2 separate regions of the Homo sapiens genome follow, and region 2 is linked to region 1. Evidence: read pairs that join two places in POLR2A ChIA-PET (ENCODE). Cell type or tissue: OCI-LY7. All regions are shown on one strand.

What was found. ChIA-PET counts read pairs that join two places held together with the same protein. Peaks named below come from ENCODE experiments on the same cell type or tissue, not always from the same donor. Only the 100,000 strongest peaks of a DNase experiment are listed, where the experiment ranks them.
Region 2: POLR2A ChIA-PET joins it to region 1 with 11 read pairs; 5 of 35 experiments call an interaction of 5 or more read pairs at or near these places.

The regions. Positions count from the first base shown.
Region 1 is chr2:47,786,267-47,791,266 of GRCh38, forward strand. It overlaps MSH6 (mutS homolog 6), which reads left to right. Exons shown (of 10, transcript NM_000179.3): 2 at 4,661-4,857. Among named protein-coding and RNA genes, the nearest start is that of MSH6, 5.6 kb to the left of the region's middle. In OCI-LY7, no CTCF peak of the experiment used is centred here; no DNase peak of the experiment used is centred here; H3K4me3 peaks cover 1,776 bases; H3K27ac peaks cover 487 bases.
Region 2 is chr2:47,690,681-47,695,680 of GRCh38, forward strand. It overlaps a transcript of MSH2 not described here and the pseudogene RPL18AP6. Among named protein-coding and RNA genes, the nearest start is that of MSH6, 90 kb to the right of the region's middle. RefSeq lists enhancers at 282-948, 3,852-4,395 and a silencer at 4,817-4,866. In OCI-LY7, a CTCF peak has its summit at 4,207; DNase peaks (open chromatin) are centred at 1,885 and 4,741; H3K4me3 peaks cover 2,403 bases; H3K27ac peaks cover 5,000 bases.

The DNA.
Region 1 (5,000 bases):
AGTCTGATGAGCTACAGAGACATTCGGACTTACTCCATGAATCATTTAAGCCTTAAAACATGTTGAGCGTATTTTTTTTTTTTTTGAGACGGAATTTCACTCTTGTTGCCCAAGCTGGAGTGCAGTGGTGTGGTCTCAGCTCACTGCAACCTCCGCCTCCTGGGTTCCAGCGATTCTCCTGCCTCATCCTCTCAAGTACCTGGTATTACAGGTGCCTGCCACCACGCCCAGCTAATTTTTGTGTTTATAGTAGAGACGGGTTTCACCATGTTGGTCAGGCCAGTCGTGAACTCCTGACCTCAGGTGATCCACCCACCTCAGCCTCCCAAAGTGTTGGGATTACAGGCGTGAACCACCGCACCTGGCCGTGAGCCACCGTGTCTGTCCGAGCATCTTTTAATGTTTGTCATTTAGATTTCTTCTTGTGCTGAAGTGTTTGTCTTTTGCTGTTTCTTTTTTTTTTCCTAGTTCTTTGTCATTTGTGTGTGATATAAATGTCTTCTTTCACAATGAGTTCTTTCATTTAGTTTATGGCTTTGTTGTTGTTGTTGAATAATAGAGGTCTCACTTTGTTGCCCAGGCTGGTGTTGAACTCTTGCTCTCAAGCGATCCTCCCACTTCAGCCTCCCAACCTGTTGGGATTACAAGTGTGAGCCACCACACCCAGCCTTATGGCATCTTTCGATGAACAAATTATTGATTATAATGTGGAATTTGTCCTTTTATTTTCTCTGTGGTTAGTGTTTCTATAGGTTTTATTTAAGAAATCCACAGGGAGGCTGGGTGCAGTGGCTCATGCCTGTAAACCCAACACTTTGGGAGGCCAAGGCAGGCCAACATGGCTAGACCCTGTCTCTCCAAAAAATAAGAAAATTAGCCAGGCATGGTGGCGTGTGCCTGTAGTCCCAGCTTCTTGGGAGACTGAGATGGGAGGATCGCTTGAGTCCAGGAGGTTGAGGCTGCAGTAAGCCAAGAGATCATGCCATGCACTCCAGCCTGGGTGGCAGAGTCAGACCCTGTCTGCCAAAAAATAAAATAAAAGTTGGTGAAAATGTTGATTATATATTTTAGGAACAACTAGTAATTGACATCAAAATTATGGGCTAAAGAGAAAGCAAAAATAATGTGATTTTAAACCAGAATTCAAAAGATCTGTTTAGCGTATGTTTAGACAAAGCCATTACTTATTATATCAAAGTTTTAACATTTATTTTGTGAGCTGTCAGCTTTTCCTCTTAACATTTTTCCCCACCGTCTTAAAAAACCCCAAGAATACCGGACATTTAAGACTCACTTAAAGCTTTAAAAGCACTTGCAAAATCCTAAAATCATAATTTAAGGTGTTTTTGGAGGGCAGGAGCAATGGTGGCAGGCAGTGTTTTGCTTTGTTGCCCAGGCTGAAGTACAGTGGCAGATCTCGGTTCACTGCACCCTCGACCTATTCGGCTCAAGTGATCCTCCCACCTCAGCTTTCTGAGTAGCTGGGACCCCAAGTGCACACCACCCCATGCCTGGCTAATTTTTAAATTTTTTTGTAGAAACAAGGTCTCACTGTGTAGCCCAGATGGTCTCGAATTCCTGGGCTCTTAAGAGATCCTCCCAAAGTGCTGGGATCATAGGTGTGAGCCACCACACCTGGCCTATTTTGGCATTCTTGAAAACCGCAGGATTACCACGGATAAAATTTTAAAATTACCTTTAAAGAATTCAGGTTTACACACAAAAAAAATTTGGTTTGTTAGCAGTGAGTGAAGAAAAATTTTGAGAAATGTTTAAAATTTTTAGTTTTGTTACACAATACATTTTACTACCTGTTTAATTATCTTTTTTGACTCAGAAACCAGTTTCCTGGGTCCAGGATGTTTAGTGGTACTCTTTTTCTTCAAGCTTTTTAGCATTGGAGGAACTGCATATTAGTAAAATTTTTAGTCTTAGCATTTTATAGCTTACTGCTATTTCTTTTCTTTCATTCTTTCTTTCTTTTTTTTTTTTTTTTTTTTTTTTTTGAGATGGAGTCTCGCCCTGTCACCCAGGCTGGAGTGCAGTGGCACGATCTCGGCTTACTGCAACCTCTGCCTTCCAGGTTCAAATGATTCTCCTGCTTCAGCCTCCCGAGTAGCTGGGATTACAGATGCCCGCCACCATGCCCAGCTAATTTTTATTTTTTTAGTAGAGATGGGGTTTCACCATGTTGGCCAGGCCAGTCTCGAACTCCTGACCTCGTGATCAACCCGCCTTGGCCTTTCAAAGTGCTGGGATTACAGGCGTGAGCCACCGTGCCCAGCCTTTTTCTTTTTCTTTTTCTTTTTTTTTTTTTTTTTGAGACGGAGTCTTGCTCTGTTACCCAGGCTGGAGTGTAGTGGCATGATCTGGGCTCACTGCAACCTCCACCTCCCGGGTTCAAGGGAGTCTCCTGCTTCAGCCTCCCGAGTAGCTGGGATTACAGGCGCCTGCCACCATGCCCAGCTAATTTTTGTATTTTTTTAGTAGAGATGGGGTTTCGCCATGTTGGCCAGGCTGGTCTTGAACTCCTGACCTCAGGTGATCTGCCTGCCTCGTCCTCCCAAAATGCTGGGATTATAGGAGTGAGCCACTGCGCCCGGCCCAGCATACTGCTATTTCTTTCTTTCTTTCTTCTTCCTTTTTTTTTTTTTTGTTTTTTTTTTTTTTTTTTTTTTTTTGTGAGACGGAGTCTGTCGTCCAGGCTGGAATGCAGTGGCGTTTTCTTGGCTCACTGCAACCTCTGCTGCCCGGGTTCAAGTGATTCTCCTGCTTCAGGCTCCCAAGTAGCTGGGATTATAGGCCTCTGCCACTGCACTTGGCTAATTTTTGTATTTTTGGTAGAGACGGGGTTTCACCATCTTGGCCAGGCTGGTCTTGAACTCCTGACCTCGTGATCCACCTGCCTTGGCCTCCCAAAGTGCTGGGATTACAGACCTGAGCCACCGCACCCGGCCCATACTGCTATTTCTTAACAGCAGAGAAATTATGTGTCAGATTCTGTAAGTGTAATGGTATATAAAGGATAAAATGATGTTGAAAAACAAAATTTTTTGTTTAAATGCTTATGTTTCTAATATTTTATTTCAGAAAGGAATTTATTTCAAAACTGATAATGGTTGGATCCAGCTTTTCACACAAACTTTTTTTTCCTAGTGAGGATGCACATTTATCCTGTAAACAAATGGAAGACATTATTTTTTTAATTGCTTGCTTAGAAATGAAATAATTCTTTTCTAATGATCTTTTAAAGCATGAGACCTCATACATCATTTAAAACAATTTATACTGTATTTTACACATGACAAAGTTCTAAGGTAACAGCCCTTTTCTAAGACTAAAGTTACAGTCCTCCCTTTGTATCTGAGGGGGATTGGTTGCAGGACCCCCCTGTGAATACCCAAATCCTTGGATGTCCAAGTCCCTTATGAGATGTAGTATTTGCATATAACCTATACACATCTTCCCCTGTACTTTATCTCTAGATTACGTACAATACCTAATAGAATGTAAATGCTTTGAAATTAGTTGTTCAGCTGTATTTTAAATTTTGTATTTTTTTTCCTTTTTTTTTGAGACAGAGTCTTGCTCTGTTGCCCAGGCTGGAGTACAGTACAGTGATCACAGCTCACTGCACCTTTAACCTCCCAGGCTCAAGCTGTCCTGCCTCGGCCTCCCCAAGTGTTGGGATTACAGGTGTGAGCCATCATACCTGGTCACTGTTTTTTATTGGTTTTAAATTTTTGATTTAAAATTTTTAATCTAGGTTGGTTGAATCTGGACTGGAACCCAAGGATATGTTTGTTGAGCATACTGTATTTACTTTGGAATACAACTAGAATGCTTAACTTGTATGTTAAAAATACTTTATTTGGCCAGGCGCGGTGGCTCACGCCTGTAATCCCAGCACTTTGAGAGGCCAAGGCGGGTGAATCATTTGAGGTCAGGAGTTTAAGACGAGCCTGGCCAACATGGCAAAACCCTGACTCTACAAAAAAAAGGTAAAAATAAGCCAGGTGTGATGGCGTGTGCCTGTAGTCTTGGCTATTCAGGAGGCTGAGACACAAGAATCGCTTGAACCGGGGAGGCACGTTACGCCCTCAGTTGTTGACTTGAGTTTTTCCGTAGTTTGTAGGGGGAGGGTAATAGAGTATTAGGTAGCTTTTGGAATACATAGGAGTGTAACTGGAAAAAGATTCCAAGCAAGTCTAATGAATTAGATAATTTACCTAATTAGTAAATTATGTAATCAGTATGCTTTATAATAATATTGTGAGTTAGATCCTGTTTCTGATATGTACATACCATATTGTATAGGTGCTACTAATTTGGAGAGCATATACAGTGAGTCCATGCCTTTTTCCTGCCATCAGCATTATACCAAAATTCTGCCATGGTTTTTAAACTTTGATTCTGAGAAAGTTTCTCACCCTAATAACATAACTATATTTGTGTTTGTCTTCATAGTTAAATATGCATTATGATATCAGCTTGCATACATTTTTTAAATGACTTGAATATCTGACTTTAAAAATTATTCTAGAATTTCTGTGCTTCAATATTAATGCCAGAAGACTTGGAATTGTTTATTTGTAGGTAACTGCCTTTAAGGAAACTTGACCAAATATTAACTAAGTTATGTATTTCCTTTTGGCAACAGTTGTGACTTCTCACCAGGAGATTTGGTTTGGGCCAAGATGGAGGGTTACCCCTGGTGGCCTTGTCTGGTTTACAACCACCCCTTTGATGGAACATTCATCCGCGAGAAAGGGAAATCAGTCCGTGTTCATGTACAGTTTTTTGATGACAGCCCAACAAGGGGCTGGGTTAGCAAAAGGCTTTTAAAGCCATATACAGGTAAGAGTCACTACTGCCATGTGTGTGTGTTTGTGTGTGTGTGTGTGTGTGTGAGAGAAACAGACAGACAGGCAGACTTTTTTCTATATGATGAAATTAAGTGTATTTTACCCCAGTAAATTGCAAGGGGTGGCAGTTGTGAA
Region 2 (5,000 bases), 96 kb before region 1:
TTTATTTGGGGCACACCCGGGCGAGGGCCCTGCACCTAGAAGAAGGTGTTGGGCCTCTTGGTGGTGAAGCGTGGCTTGTGCTGACGGCGCAGGACCCGGTGGGGCAGCGGGAACTTGATCTTGGAGTCGTGGAACTGCTTGACAGCCGGCCGGCGGCACTTGCTGGCCGCGATCTCCTCCACCTTCATGATCTGAATGGAGTGGGCCCGGCCGCCGTGCCGGGCGCTCATGTCTCGGTAGCACCGGGTGACAGCGCCTGCGGTGGTCAGGTCCCGGTATTCCCGGTACATGTTGTGGGTGCCGCTCCGGGAGTCATAGCGCAGCCAGATCCCGAAGTTCTTCACCCGCAAGGGGAACTTCTCAAACACCTGCCCACAGTAGACAATCTCCCCTGAAGACTTCTTCATCTTCTTTAACTGAGATACGAAGTACCAGAAGCGGGACTTGGCGACGACATGATTAGGCGCAAAGATTCGCATGCGGTAGAGGGGTGGTGTGTGGCATTTGGGGGTGGGCAGGCAGCGACCCACTACTTTGTACTCTCGTAGTGTGCCCGAGGCCTTCATGGCGTGCTCTCCGCGTTCGCCGCCACCCGCAAAAGGAGACTTGCTGATAAATTTTGTAACATAAAAACAACAGGAACGGCTGGGCGCGGTGGCTCACGCTTATAATCCCAGCACTTCAGGAGGCTGAGGCGGGTGTATCACCTGAGGTCAAGAGTTTGAGACCAGCCTGGCCAACATGATAAAACCCCGTCTCTGCTAAAAATATAAAATTAGACAGGCGTGGTGGCTTGTGCCTGTAATCCCAGCTACTCAGGAGACTGAGGCAGGAGAATTGCTTGAACCTGGGAGACGGAGGTTGCGGTGAGCTGAGATCGCACCACTGCACTCCAGCCTGGGCAACAAAAGTGAAACTGTCTCAAAAAAAAAAAAAAAAAAGAAAGAAAGAAAGAAAAGATGTGATTGACAAAAAAAAAAAAAAAATTTGGTTATTTCTGTGACGTACAAAAATTTAACATAATAATCATTATAATTGATAACATTTACTAAGACATATCAGAATTTTAGGAATCTCACACAATTTTGGAACACATATTAACAACACATTTATACAAATAGAACTCAGAGAAAGTTAAACGCCATTTCTTACTTGACAATGCTTCCTGTGTGACATTTACATACAAAATAAACTTAGTGTGTCTCTCTTGAACTTCCAGCGGCTCTTTTTGGAACTTGAAATTTAATTTTAGGAAGTTTGTTAAATATGAAAGGTTTAAAACATTTTATCAAAATAGGATCACAGGTCACTGTAAAATAATAATCATTCATTGAGCCAAAGTGATAATTCAAAGATTTCAAAAAGCAAAAACTTTACTCTTTGATAGAGAAGAGTCTCATTTTCCCAACAATCAAAAGACCTAATAAAGACAGCATGAGGCAAACAAAGTCTGTCTCTCCCTCTCCCCTCATTTTTTTCAGTATACTTAAAAGTAAACAAAAATCTATTATTACCCCTTATTAATACTAGATGAAAATCTTTTTCAAAATTCTACCTTTGCATCAGTGTATTATTAATGGCAAAGCTAATTTTAACAAAACCTTATAACAAATTCACCCAAATTCAATCAGTTTGACCATACACAATAAGAGTTCCATAAACCTTTTAGAACCTCTTATAATTTTTTTCATTCTCTTTCTTTTAGCTTTTTATATGCATTCCATTTTATCTATCATTCCTTTTATTTCTTAAATTTCTTTTTATTTATGTATTTATTTATGTATTGAGACTGAGTCTCTCTCTCTCTGTCACTCAGACTAGAGTGCAGTGGTGCAATCTCAGCTCACTGCTGCCTCAGCCTTCTGGGCTCAGGTGATCCTCCCATCTCAGCCTCCTGAGTAGCTGGGACTATAGGCATGTGGCACCATGCCTGGCTCATTTTCTGTAGAGAGGGGGTTTTGTCATGTTGCCCATGGCTGGATATCTGTTGTTTTTTTTTCCTTGGTTTTTTTTTTTTTTTTGAGATGGAGTCTTGCTCTGTCGCCCAGGCTGGAGTACAGTGGTGTGATCTCAGCTCGCTGCAACCTCTGCCTCCCGGGTTCAATTGATTCTCCTGCCTCAGCCTCCCTAGCAGCTGGGATTACAGGTGCCCAACACCAAGCCCAGCTAATTTGTGTATTTTTAGTAGAGATGGGGTTTTGCCATATTGGCTGGGCTGGTCTCGAAATCTTTATCTCAGTTAATCCACCAACCTCAGCCTCCCAAAGTGCTGGGATTACAGGCGTGAGCCACCACACCTGACCCTAATTTTTTTATCTTTTTGAGACAGGGTCTCACTCTGTTGCCCAGGCTGAGTGCAGTGATGTCATCACAGTTCACTGCAGCCTTGACCTCCCAGGTTCAATTGATCCTCCCACCTCAGCCTTCCAAGTAGCTGGGACTACAGGCATGCACCACCAAGCCCAGCTAAAAATATGTATTATTTAATTTGTCTCAGCAAAACTCTAAGGGTATAGAGTTACCAAAAAGATTTTAGAAACTTTTTTTTAACTCTTTCTTTCTCTCTCTGTATAGGAGACAGGGGTCTCACTTTGCTGTCTAAGCTGGACTAAAACTCCTGGAATCAAATGATCCTCCCACCTCAGCCTCTTGAGTAGCTGAAACTACAGGCGTATGCCACCACGCTTGCCTCTGAGAAACCTTTTTAAGAAAACACATTATAAAACATAACTATTATTAAAAGTTCATTGTAGGCCAGGCAAGGTGGTTCATGCCTATAATCCCAACACATTGGGAAGCTAAGGCAGGAGGATTGCTTGAGCCCCGGAGGTTGAGGCTGCAGTAAGGTATGTTCATACCACTGCACTCCAGCCTGGGCAACAAAGCAAGACCTTGTCTCAAAAAAAGAAAGTCCATTTGTAAACTTTTATCTCATTGACATTTATTTATTCTTAACAATTGTGTTTGAAAAATTGTATGAGACATGAAACAAATCTAGTCATTATCTCAAGTTAAATTTTTTATTAACTATTTTTATATGTTAGGCAAGTATCAAAAAAGCAAGAACTTTGAAGTTAAATACATGTATAGTTTGCTGATAAGTCAAAAGACATAGTTCTTTTTTTTATTAAACCAACAATATTAAACTAGTCCTTGGCCAGGCGCAGTGGCTCACGCCTGTAATCCCAACACTTTGGAAGGCTGAGGCGGATGGATCACCTGAGGTTAGGAATTTGAGACCAGCCTGGCCAACATGGTGAAACCCTGTGTCTACTAAAAATACAAAAAATTAGCTGGGCGTGGCGGTGCACCCCTGTAATCCCAGCTACTCTGGAGGCTGAGGCAGGAGAATTCCTTGAACCCAGAAGGTGAAGGTTGCAGTGAGCACTGCACTCCAGTCTGGGTGACAGAGCAAGACTTGGTCTAAAAAAAAAATTAAATATAAACCAAAAGACTGCTAAAGTCACATTAACTGGTGTCTTGTGAAAGGGTCATATATACAAAGTGACCCTGATAAGCAGAAGGAGCCAGGAAACTGAAGAAGAAGGGAGACAAGTCCAGCTTGTCATCATAGAGGTGATTTTATTGGGGAACTTACAGACAGAAGTGTGGTGTTGGGCAACCACAAGACAGATCGACCAGGAGTGGTGGCTCACACCTGTAATTCCAGAACTTTGGGAGGCCAAGATGGGTGGATCGCTTGAGCCCAGGAGTCCAAGCCTGGGCAACAGAGCGAGACTCCATGTCAAAAAAAAAAAGAGGGAAGAGGGCCAACAGAGCATTTGCAGTTTTTAGGGCCCAGTAATAATATATGAAAGGCAGGCACAGCGGGAAAACAGAACATCTAGATCTTTAAAAATCAATTCCGGACGGGCGCGGTGGCTCACGCCTGTAATCCCACACTTTGGGAGGCCGAGGTGGGTGGATCACGAGGTCAGGAGTTCAAGACCAGCCTGGCCAAGATGGTGAAACCCTGTCTCTACTAACAATACAACAATTAGTCGGGCGCAGTGGCAGGAGCCTGTAATCCTAGCTACTCGGGAGGCTGAGGCAGGAGAATCGCTTAAACCCAGGGGGCGGAGGTTGCAGTGAGCTGACATCTCCCCACTGCACTCCAGCCTGGGCAACAGAGTGATACTCTGTCTCAAAAAAAAAAAAAAAGAAAAGAAAAAAAAAATCAAAGATTCCACTTTTACACTGAAACCCAAGACCCTAAAAAGAGGAAAATACCACAGGAGGCTGCACAACACTTCCACAGTGCACCTCACTACAAAGATATTCCCCCGAAGCTGGTGGGTGACCCACTGCCAATCAGCCCACTTTGTGACCAGCCCACCTCCCATGGGAATCTTGTCCGTTGGTGGTGAGTGCTCTTACAGCCTCTAAGTGTTCAAACCATGCCTTTCTTAAGTAAACGTGCAAAGAAGAAAGTAGCCCCCTGCAGTAATAACCATTCATTGAAACTGTTATCGGCCACCTCTAAAACTGCAGCTTTCATCAGCAACTAGCCAGCCATCACACACACAAAGGTCAAGTTCTTTCTCACACTACAGCTTACTCCCTGGTACCCTCAAAAGCCAAGGAGAGAGGGGGCCCAGAAGAGGGTTGCCCTTTTCACACTTGAATGCAAAGGGTTTTATAAGAAACCTATGAGGGCTAGGCATCTCATTTGCATAAGATGTGAATTTTTGGTAGCTCCACTCCATCATCCTAATGTGCACCTGGGCCCTTAGCTTGAGTTACTCCAGATTGCTTTATTCCCCTTACTGCGCATGTGTCAGGGGACGGAATTTTGCATTGCAGGCATGTCTGCAAGGGCAAGTCACCTGTGTAGCCTTTCTTATCTATGCGGCAGTGGGCATGTCTTAGGGAAGCCCCTCTGTATGAGTTCCCTTATCTGTGCCTGCAGCATGCAGCATGATTTTTTTTTTTTTTTTTTTTTTTGAGACAGAGTCTCACTCTGTCGCCCAGGCTGGAGTGCAGTGGCGTGGTCTCGGCTC